Regions from separate parts of the Mus musculus genome. Here region 1 is linked to region 2. A link is a contact called in ENCODE POLR2A ChIA-PET data. All regions are on one chromosome and are shown on one strand. Each heading gives the region's core, a stretch centred on a gene start or an enhancer-like site at or near the end of the contact. The rest is flanking DNA. Distances are from core to core; before and after follow the strand shown.

Region 1 (5,208 bases), core at 235-2,734, 160 kb after region 2:
TCCCCCCCACCTGCTAGCTAAGTCCAAATCTATGGTGGAAGAAAAGTGGTGATGAGATCAGAGCTTTCATCCCCATGACATGGGTAGGCTATCCCATGGTATGGACAGCCATCAGTGTGCTGCCCACGAGAGTTCTAAGAGGTGTCACTTTACAGACAAATGGAGCAGGCAATCCCACCACCAGAAATCTATACACTGCCTAGAAAGGGACAGCAGTGTAGTGAAGGGTCAGAAGTGGCCTGAGATGCACCCAGCATCCAACTTTAAAGCCACTGAACCTCCCAGTTCAGACATTTACCCCATGTTTTCTGTGTGGCTCTCTGAACAACAACAACACACACACACACACACACACACACACACACGTCACTTTATCCCTCAGACCCCCTCATCTGCCTAATCAGCTTCATAGTCTCACCATTCCCACCCAGTCCTTTCATCATCCTCTGGGCATAACCTGTACCAAAGTCAATTCTTCGTCCTCCCATCTAATGTGCTGTCATGACTAGGAATTGGGTCTGAAAGTCAGCCTTGGCTAGCCAGTGAAACCCATACCTAAACAACAACAACAACAAAACCTTCAGTCACAGCTACCCCAGAGTCCATACAATGTGAACAGCCACAGAATCTACTGTCAAGTGGCTGATGACTATAGGAAATAGTTAAAAACAAACAACAACAACAACAACAAAAAAACGTGATTTGTTCCCCAGTTCTGTTGTCTTAAGCCTTGTTGGGGCCCCACACGAAGTCAAGCTGTAGTGCTTAGGGACTAGTTGTATGCTGCTGTTCAAAGTACTCTGACCAATCTGTTGCCACTGGGTACATCTTGGCTCCAAGCAAAGAGGCCTTTCTGTGGTTGCTGCGTTGTACTTGTAGGTTGTCCTGAAGTATATATTGGCCATACGTGGTCCCGAGGTACTTGTCCATAGCCTCCGACCAGAGTGTCCCAGTTAGCCTACTGCTTCAGACTTGGCAGGGGAGATTCCTTTTACAGACAGATCAGCATTGCTCAGTAGATAAGCACTAGTCCCTAGGAATTACTAAAGCAAAATGTCACCATGGAGACATTAGCCAGAGCTTGACAGAGTGGCCCTGCCCTGGGCTGGGACTGGTACAAGCGGCTAAGGACCATGCTTCCGGTCAGGACAGATCTCCTTTATGTCTAGACCGACTGAGTGGTGGGTTGTCCTGCATTCAGGTCACAGCTGGAGGGACAGCGGTTCCAGAGCAGTTTAAAGCAGGATGGAGGGTGCAAATCTTAAATGGAGCACCAAGAGGACACGTGTTAAAGAGACACGGGATCTCAGTAGCTCCTGCTTTCCAGGTCTCATTTTGTCTGGAGTGGCCCAGGCTCATGAGTTCTCTCCCGGGCTAGGGTCCGCCTGCGGCCTCCCGCAACTAGCTCCTAGGACTCGGGCACCCGCCCCTCTCCCCGCCCCACAACGTGGGCCCGCCCTCGCGCCTGTATCAGGGAGGGGCGGGGAGAGAAGAGCGGCCGGGCGGGACATCCGGCCCTGGTCCCTGCCTGCACCCCGGGAGCTGGCCACCCACTATCCCTCCCCTCCCGAGACCTCCAGCCCCTGCTGCAGTCACCTCCCCTGCAGCCTCGAGGTCGGCGAGGTCTGGCCGCAGCACCATGTTTCCCCGCCCTCTGACCCCACTGGCTGCCCCGAAAAGCGCGGAGACCCTGGGCCGCACGCCAAGGCGGGCCCCATTGGGCCGGGCCCGGGCTGGGCTCGGGGGGCCGCCCCTGCTGCTGCCGTCCATGCTGATGTTCGCTGTAATCGTGGCCTCCAGCGGACTGCTGCTCATGATCGAGCGAGGCATCCTATCGGAGATGAAACCCCTTCCCCTGCACCCTCCCAGCCACAAAGGCGCGGCCTGGAGCGGGACAGATCCTAAGCCTAGAGGCCTATCCTTGGATGCTGGGGACTCGGACTTGCAAGTGAGGGAGGACATCCGAAACCGGACCTTGAGGGCCGTGTGCGGACAACCAGGCATGCCCCGGGACCCCTGGGACTTGCCGGTGGGACAGCGGCGCACCCTGCTGCGCCACATTCTCGTAAGTGACCGCTACCGCTTCCTCTACTGCTATGTCCCCAAAGTGGCCTGCTCTAACTGGAAACGTGTGCTGAAGGTGCTGGCTGGCATCCTGAACAACGTGGATGTCCGCCTCAAGATGGACCACCGCAGTGACTTGGTGTTTCTGGCAGACCTGCGGCCTGAGGAGATTCGCTACCGTCTGCAGCACTACTTCAAGTTCCTGTTTGTGCGAGACCCCTTGGAACGCCTCCTGTCTGCTTACCGTAACAAGTTTGGAGAGATCCGAGAGTACCAGCAGCGATATGGGGCCGAAATTGTCAGGCGCTACAGGGCTGGAGCTGGCCCCAGCCCTGCAGGGGACGATGTCACCTTCCCAGAGTTCCTGAGATACCTGGTGGATGAGGATCCTGAACATATGAATGAGCATTGGATGCCTGTGTACCACCTGTGCCAACCATGTGCTGTGCACTACGACTTCGTGGGTTCCTATGAGAGGCTGGAGGCTGATGCCAACCAGGTGCTGGAGTGGGTGCGGGCCCCACCCCATGTCCGGTTCCCAGCTCGCCAGGCCTGGTACCGGCCAGCCAGCCCAGAAAGTCTGCATTACCACTTGTGCAATGTTCCACGGGCCCTGCTTCAAGATGTGCTACCTAAGTATATCCTGGACTTCTCCCTCTTTGCTTACCCACTGCCCAATGTCACCAAGGAAGCCTGTCACCAATGACAGTAGGCCAGCACCTTTTGGAGTTTGGGTTTAATGATATCAGCTTTGGGATGTCTTTCAGAGAAACTCCTGGCTCTGGGTGGCTTCCTGGTTTCTCTAGGTGTCTCCATATCTCAGTGGTAAGGACTGTCCTTGGAGGTCCTTGTCCACAGTGGCTCAGAGGACAGAGCTAGAAAGGAGGCCTGCTGCTTTCACTGGTGAACTGCCTCTCTTAGGGGCCTGTGGTATCCGTGTCTGCAGGGCACCAGTGGTTATTAAAGCCATATGTTTGATCGAAAGACTGACTTCAGCCCCCTGGCTGCTGGGTCTATGCAGTCCACCTGGTCTGTTGTAATTTAACCTGTGGCCAAATCCCAAATATGACACTAGCCAAGCACATGATCATGCCTAGGACCAATGGCTGTGACCCCCTATTCACCCATCCCATGGACCTCAGGACTGGAGTGAGCTGTGGTGCCTTAGAAATGAAATGTGTGCAATTCTACTCCAGACTTTTACATTTCCTCCTCTTGCTAGGTCTGAATCATTTTTCTAAGGAAAGAGAAACGGAAGTGGGGCCCTTACCTCGAAGCTCTAAAGCCCAGCCCCTCAAGCATCCAAAGACGCCTGTGCCTGACCTCTTCCTAGGGCTCCTGGAGCATCTTCAATAAGCCTCCCTTCCCTACAAACCTTTGGAGACTATGTGAGACTGTACAGCCCATATATCTGGCTGTCACTTGTCTAATGCATTTATTTAAAATGTGTATATTTTAATAGGATCCTTGTAAGGGCTAACTTTTAATAAAGCTTTTTCATATACAAAATGAGCAACTCTGTAATTCCCCACAGTTCCCACTGGTGCTGGGAGACTCCTAGATGCTCGTTTTCCCAGGTGAAAAGAGAAAGCTTGCAACAAGACAATGTAACTAAACCTGCTTAAACAGGTCCAGTGGCCCCTGTCACACCATGAAGTCCTCTGGGAATTCTAATATGCTCACAGACTCAGTTTCTAAGATGCCATTTAAAAGGCAAGGCCTGTCAAGAATGGCACCAGCCAGGGGAAGAGAGTGTACACACCTTTAATCCAAGACAGTCTCTGTGCGTTTGAGGCCAGCCTGGTATATACAGGGAGTTCCAGACCAGAGGGATACACAATGTGGCATCAGGTACATAGCACACCTACGTGGATTAGTCCTTAAAGGGAATGAGGGCTGGAGAGGTGGCTTACTGTTAAGTTCAGAAGGACCTGAGTTCAATTCCCCCCACTTCAAGTGGCTCACAGCTGCCTGTAACTCTAGCTCCAGGGAATCTCGTGGCTCTGACCTCTGTGGGTACCCATACACATGTGGTATACACTCACACAGATGTGCACATTTACACATGATTAAAAGAAGAGTAGTGCTCAAGGGGATGGAGAGGCGGCATGAGCTCGGCCGTGTCTTAGATTAGGCAGGAACAGGCTGATTTTTTCTTGGTTTTGTTTTGTTTTGTTTTGGAGGGGGGGGTTGGTTGGTTTGGTTTAGTTTTTGAGACAGAGTCCTGACTCTGTGTAGCCTTCACTACCTTAGAACATGATATGTACACCAGGCTGGCCTCAAACTCATAGATCCACCTACCTCTGTCTCCCGAGAGCTGAGATTAAGGGCAATAGCCACCATGCCTGACTCATTTCTTTTAAAGGTAAGGTGGCCTCACTGTATTTTCTGAGATGTGGTGGGGAGGTCTTACTATATGTAGGCTAGACTTAAACGTACAATCCAACTGCCTTAGCCTCTGGAAGTATAGGTGCCTACCATTGTGCCAGCTTAATCGAGGAGAACACCAGCCCCCCCCACCCCCCACCCCAGGCCAATATTTTCAAACAACAACAAAAAAGGGATTGCTTTGTGAGCAAGGGGGAGAATTGAGAATTACAAAAAGAGACTGTCAACATGTCCCGTGAGCCTCAAGGACTTCAGGAGTCCTCCATTCTTAGCCCACCCCTTGCTCTTTGTTTGTTACCTAGGGGCTTACAGCAATTCCAAACCTGTATCAGCCATTGGTGCCCTCGAAGGTGCCACTAGTGCAGAGGCAACCTAGGAAGCCCCGAGAACGTGAGGCCCAGCTGTTGGCTGTGCTCCGTTCCACTTAACTGAGGAGTTCAGTTCCCCAATGTGGCATCCTGGCTTTCAGAGGTGGCAATCAGCGCAGAGAGGGTGAGTAGCCATCCAAAGAGTCCACCCCAGACGTACATGCCTCTCAAGTAGGAGGGAAAAAGAAAAGGACAGACACACAGACAGTGGACCAGCTGATCACACTGGGGATCGAGAAGGTTTGTGGAAAGTGGGAGTAGACAGAAACAAGGATGAGAAAGCAGGACTTACTGAAGGGCCTTGTGGGCTGAGGCCTTTTGCAAAATTTCTCCACTCTTTGATTTGGAAAGCATTGAACCCAGCCTAACTGGTTGGCCCAGAACACTG
Region 2 (5,570 bases), core at 1,314-3,813:
AGTCGAGTCATCGATCATATTATGGCTGGATAATATATCTGGCTTAATTATTTCTTACTGCAAGGCACACCCAAAGCGGATATTGGCCAGAGAAGGGGAAGAAGGTAAGAATTCTCACAGGTGGTGCCTAGGCCAGGTTTGCCCAGGCAAGGGACATACCTTACTTAGTTTCTCTGCCTTCTCCAAATAGGGATTGTGTCCCTACCCCTGCTTGAAGATGTACCTTCCCTGCTGAATCTGAGCTGGAAGTCATCTGCAAGGGTGCACGCCAGCTCCGGCCTCCTCCAGATGTCCCCTTTGCCCTTGGGCTCCGCGCTTGGGTCGTGGGTTTCTCACTTACTATCCTTTTGGCCTGGAGAAGGTATAGATGGGCATCATGGCTGAGCCAAGGGAGGGAGACCTGAGGTCTGGAAGTCTCAACTGCTCACCTTGGCTTTGTTTTCCATGGTGACAGCAAGTTCCACCCGGTGCCCCATGCTGAAAGTACCCGGTGCGTCTGCAGCATCTTCATCATCTGTCAGTGTGGTAGTCACTCCAGGTGAAAGGGGCGCCCTGGCCCAGTTTCTGCTGACCACCCTCTTCTCCTGCAGAGCGAGATGCCTGTGTCCTCAGGCCACATGGGTCATCCTGAGCAGAACCTGGGTGCTGGGTGCTGGGGGGAGGGGTTCCCTAGGTTTGGGTTCCAGCCCTAGGCCTCCCTGGAATGCCCGTGGCAAAGCTTGGCCCTTCAGGAGTTCACATGCCAATGGCATTAGTTATTCAGAGCTCAGAGCCAACAGAGGGATCCAAGATGCCACAAGGGCTTGTCATCTCTGAATCAAAAAAAAAAAAAAAAATCCAGAGTATGCAGACAATATGGCCTTATCTCTAAGACACTGATTCTTTTGCTTACAGCCCAGACTTCTCCCTCCTCTGCTTCCTGCAGGGTTTCGGCCTCAGGGTCTGGGGTAAGGAGAAGGCTGTGCTCTGCACATAGGGTTTACATGCAGAGCTGTAGGACTGGGAAAGTCTGTTCAAAGGTTTCTGTTTGGTAGCCTTTCATCTGTGGCCCTTTGGAGAAGATGGCAATAGCTTGGGAGGTCTGTTGTTGCTGGGAGACACCCAGAAAGGCAATTAGGAGAAATGGGATAGTGTTAACACCCCAGGCATGGTCCAGGCCTCAACCCTGCCTGTCTCCAAGGTGAGACTTACACCGGGAACCTGGCTGATGGTGACCGTGAGGCTGTCGGGTTGGAGGAGCCCTGGAGTGGTCACAGCCATGCCCCCCTGCTCCGCCTGCCGACGATCTTCCTCGATCTCCTGTGGGAGGGCCTGAAGTCAGCAAGGCCATGGCCCCCCAGGCTCACAGACACACAGACACTGACAGGCCTACACAGAAAAACACCAATGGGACACCAGGGGGCAGAGGCACCACATCACCAGTGCCCAAGACTTTGATGGGGGCATGGGCTAAGGCCCTCAGAGAGAACCCACTGTGTAAACAGCCTTTTGAAGGTAGCCAGGGACCCCAGCCACAGGAGTCCTCTCAGCCGACACAACACACTCACCTGGTACCTTCGTAGTAAGGCCTGGTTCTTCTTGCGCAAGGCAACTATCCTACGGTCCAGCTCGGCATCTTTTTCCTCATGCCGGCGCATTGTGGACTCGGCTTTGTGGGGCCCCTGTAGAAGGCATGGAACCCAATACAAGGAACGGATTTTAGCCCCAAGCTACAGCACCCAGGGTGAAAGAGGTTTCTTAGGAAGATGGTCTACAGAGGGCCAAACCCCACCCCAGTGAGGCCTGTCTGCCAGTTTGCCTACTGAGGGCTCAGGTCAGGGTTTCATACCCAGGGCCTCGGCTCCCAGCAGCAGGCTGCCCCTCCCCCTGGCTCCCCAGGGGGTTCTGCTGTGAGCACAGTCTGGAATGAGAGTTAAAAATGGCTCTGGCAGCCGAACCTGCCGTGACTGGGAAGCTGCCAGGGGATTCAGGAGGTCGAGGGGGGACACTTTGCCTCCCAAATCTAGAACCACACACACAGAGACAGGCTTTAGCTTGGTTCTGGCCTCCCAGGCACCGGACCCCACTCCCTAAGCCTGTGCCCAGTCCGAAGGAGAGAGCAGCTCCCACGGGCTCCGCGAGCCCTCCAGGTCTGAGCTGCTGACTGATGGGGCAGGAGAACAGCAGGCCCAGCTGGGAGCAACTCTGGGCCGAGCCATGCCTCTGCATCAAGATCTGCGGTTCTTCTCTGTCTGGCTGTGGGGTCTATGTTTTGCTCAGCGCCTTGCCCGGCCCACCACCTGCCTCCTCGTGGCTCTCTTTCTCCCAGGCCCAGCTGCCACCAGCTGTCCCCAGAATGTGGCTGCTTCGTAGCTTAGCTCCCTCCCATCCTCTAGAAGCCCCCCTGCCAAAGAGGAGGTGCCACTCACGGCCAAATGCATGGAAATACCAGGCGCTGAGAGAATTTCAAAACAGCTCCCGGGAGCCAGAGCTGGAGGGAAGCTGGAGCCACCAGAGCCGGCCCTGTCGGCCTCTCCCTGCCGGCTTCTGCTTCGCTGCTCAGCACAAGAGATCATGTTGTGATTACAAAAGAGCGCTCTGGGCTCCCAGCCAGGAACGCCTAGCCGCCACCCCCACCCTTCCACTCGCAGAGGGCGAGGACCGGGGCACCAGCAGCCGGCTGGTCTTGTCTAGCACATATCCCTGCCCTGCCTCAGTGTCCTCGCACAGGAGATCTAGGCACGAAGGGCCCACTTTCACCTGTGATCCTGAGCCCCAGTAAGACCCGCCCGCCTGTGTGTGCCCACAAATGGGATAGCTGGGTCTTCATCCCTCCCACTAGGAGAAAAAGGCAAGAGATGCAGGTTCCACACGATGGCTGACGGCCCTCCCTCGGGGCGTTTCTCTGCTTTCCTGCTGGCTGTCCAGTCAGCGCATTTAAGTCGTTAGATAAGAGTGAGAAACCTCCTCCCCAAGGCCATCTCACACCACCACAGACCCAAAATGCCACTCTCCCCCATTTGGTTTCTGAGCTGGAATGTGCTTTTCTCTGTACTCCAAGCATGGCCACTCCTGGAGGCCTAACTCTCTGGGTCTCCAGACCCCTACCATGCTAAAAGGAGCCTTTCTATGGGGTCCTTAACCCAGCAGAAGCTGGGAACAGTTAGCAGCCCTCTTCCCTTGGGATCCTCTCACAGAGCCCTTTCATCCTGACACTCCCAGGATAACATTTGCAGACTCTCAGATCCCAAGAAAGGACACAGACTCCTTCCCCAAGTAAGTATCTTCACACAGCCGAGGCCAGTCTCTGCCCAGGGGTGCCTAGGTCAGCTTCAGTTCTTATGTGGTCCTGACTTCCAGGCCTTGACATGAGTGTCACAAACTCTGGCATCCCCTATGTCCCTGACTGACCAGGCCTCAGATATTTCCCCTCACCATAATCTACCCCCACCCCGGTCTCTAGCCACCATGCTAAGGCCCTTTGCTGTCCAGGCTCTCGCCCCTGGCCCCACACCCCCATCTCTGCAGCTCCTGAGTTCCCATCCTGCTTGCAAATGCCACTGTGTACCCTCCTCCCTTCCTGCCGGATGTTCCCACTGAGTCAGACTCTTGTCTACTTTCCCAGCAACAGTGACGCACCCGAGCTCCTAGATCTCTCTCTCTCTCTGTCTCCCTCTCCGCTTTTGTCTACACACACATACACACACACACACACACACACACACACACACACACACACACACACACGTACAAGCACACACTTCCTCCACCTTCTCTGCACCCTGCCTCACAAATACTGCTGAGGTCAGCCTTATCCCAGAAACCTCCAGAAGTCCCAAGCTTCCCACTGTAACCGCCCCTGCTACACAGATCGCAGTCCGAGAGGGAGAGAGACCTAATGCAGCCCCCACTCTTTGTAATTTTAGTCCTTGATCAGGTTTAGAAAGGAGGGATGTAAACAGACTACAGAGACGAGGCCAGGTTTTTGTCCTTCTCAGCTTCCACTGCCAGCCAGTGTCAGAGCAGAGGGGTCAGGAGGCACAGGTAGACATCTGGCAACCCTGCAGATAGGATGACCCAGCCCCCTGTAAGAGCTTCAGGAAGATATCCTGAATGTAGACACAAAAGTTTCCCAGCCACCAGGCTGAAGTACCATGTACCCTGAACAGCTCCAAAGACAAGACTGAAGCTCCAGCTGCCGGCCACGTGTTTCCAAGTGTCACTCACAGCTTCTCACGCCCTTGAGCAGACCCCACAAAAACACGGTTTACCAGTCTGCTCTCCCACCGGACAGAGGCAGATTGCTATACTAAGTGCTCTGAGCTTCCCCCATTGCCTGGCCCAGTGCCCCCATGCCGTAAAGCCTCATTGCCTGCAGGATGAGTATGGAATTAGCCAGCACTACACTGTGTCACTGTGGGTACCTGTGCACAGGCTGTAACTGCCTTTCTGACCACTCAGATAGATGGACACAAGCTGAAGAAGGCAGGTGTGTCTCGACGGATCCCTGGAAGAGGGGAAATGCCGGGCTGTGGGAGGGGGCGGGGCTTGAGAATTTCCAGTTCGATATTTCCCAAACCAGGTGTCTTTTTCTCCAAGTCACCACTAGGGGGCAGAAGCATTCCAAAAGCTTGGCTGGCAATTGGAGTGGGGGTGGGGTTTCCTTCAGCCCCCTTTCTCACTATCATCTCCCAAGTCTAGCTCAATCCCACCTTCCAACTCCATCAGAACAGTCAGACTACACAGAGGTAAAAGCTTTATTTTATTGATGAGCCTGACAGGTGTTGTCTCTCATGCAGGCTACCTTACCTGTTTGTACTGCAGACGATACAAAAAGCCAGGGTGCTGGCCTTGCTGTCCCTAGGCCTCTTATTACAGCTACTCCACCAAAACAAGTTTGCTTGCGATGTCTCTCTATGCTCTCTCTTTCTCCTACTAGGGTTGGGCAGGATGACCTAGCCTGGTCTTGGATCACTGCTCTCCCCAGGTGACTCCCTGCACCTTCCCAGGTCACCTGCCAACTCGGGTGGCCACCACACCTTTAGGGCCTACGTCAGATGGACTTTATTGGTAGCATCTGGAAAGATACAGTTGGAGCCAACTTCAAGAACAGGATTGCTGGAAGTCCAAGCTTCTCTCTAGGGGACATCTGCCCAGGAGGAAAGGCTTAAGTCCATAGAGGTAGCGCTGCTCAGACCCTCTACCCCATTTCTGTCAGTGTGGACATCCCCACTGCTCTCCCCCACCCCCGCTCCTGTGGGAGACTGGTTGACTGAGTATAGTGTTTGGCCCTTGGCCTACTCCTCAGGCTCCGTCTAGGCAGAGGGAGATGGGATGGTGGATTCCAGTCTCCTTCCTCCTTACAGGCAATGGCTCTTATGTCTTTATAACACCAGGTGGCTATCCCTCAGTGAGTCATATGATGATAACATTCAAATACCTAGCAACATCCATATTTGGAATAGTATGTAGCCAGAGCAAGGTTCAGGCCGTTTTCCTCCTGCCTCAGGCAACTGCGCGGTGGTCATCTCCTCAGTTGAAGGAGTGCCTAAGGCTGCCTGCCTCCCTCAGTTCTGGGGTCTGAGTATGTC

The links. ChIA-PET counts read pairs that join two places held with the same protein, here RNA polymerase II (POLR2A).
Region 1: POLR2A ChIA-PET joins it to region 2 with 13 read pairs in Patski. The contact joins the promoter of Chst14 here to the promoter of Ccdc9b in region 2. POLR2A ChIA-PET finds 5 or more read pairs at or near these places in 2 of 5 experiments (Patski and embryonic stem cell).

The regions. Positions count from the first base shown.
Region 1 is chr2:118,925,013-118,930,220 of GRCm38, forward strand. It overlaps Chst14 (carbohydrate sulfotransferase 14), which reads left to right and starts at 1,485. Exons shown (of 1, transcript NM_028117.3): 1 at 1,485-3,573. The coding sequence starts at 1,640. The coding sequence ends at 2,770.
Region 2 is chr2:118,760,098-118,765,667 of GRCm38, forward strand. Ccdc9b (coiled-coil domain containing 9B) reads right to left here and starts at 2,564. Exons shown (of 11, transcript NM_001001982.2): 1 at 2,409-2,564; 2 at 1,548-1,661; 3 at 1,192-1,299; 4 at 429-584; 5 at 224-352. The coding sequence starts at 2,555.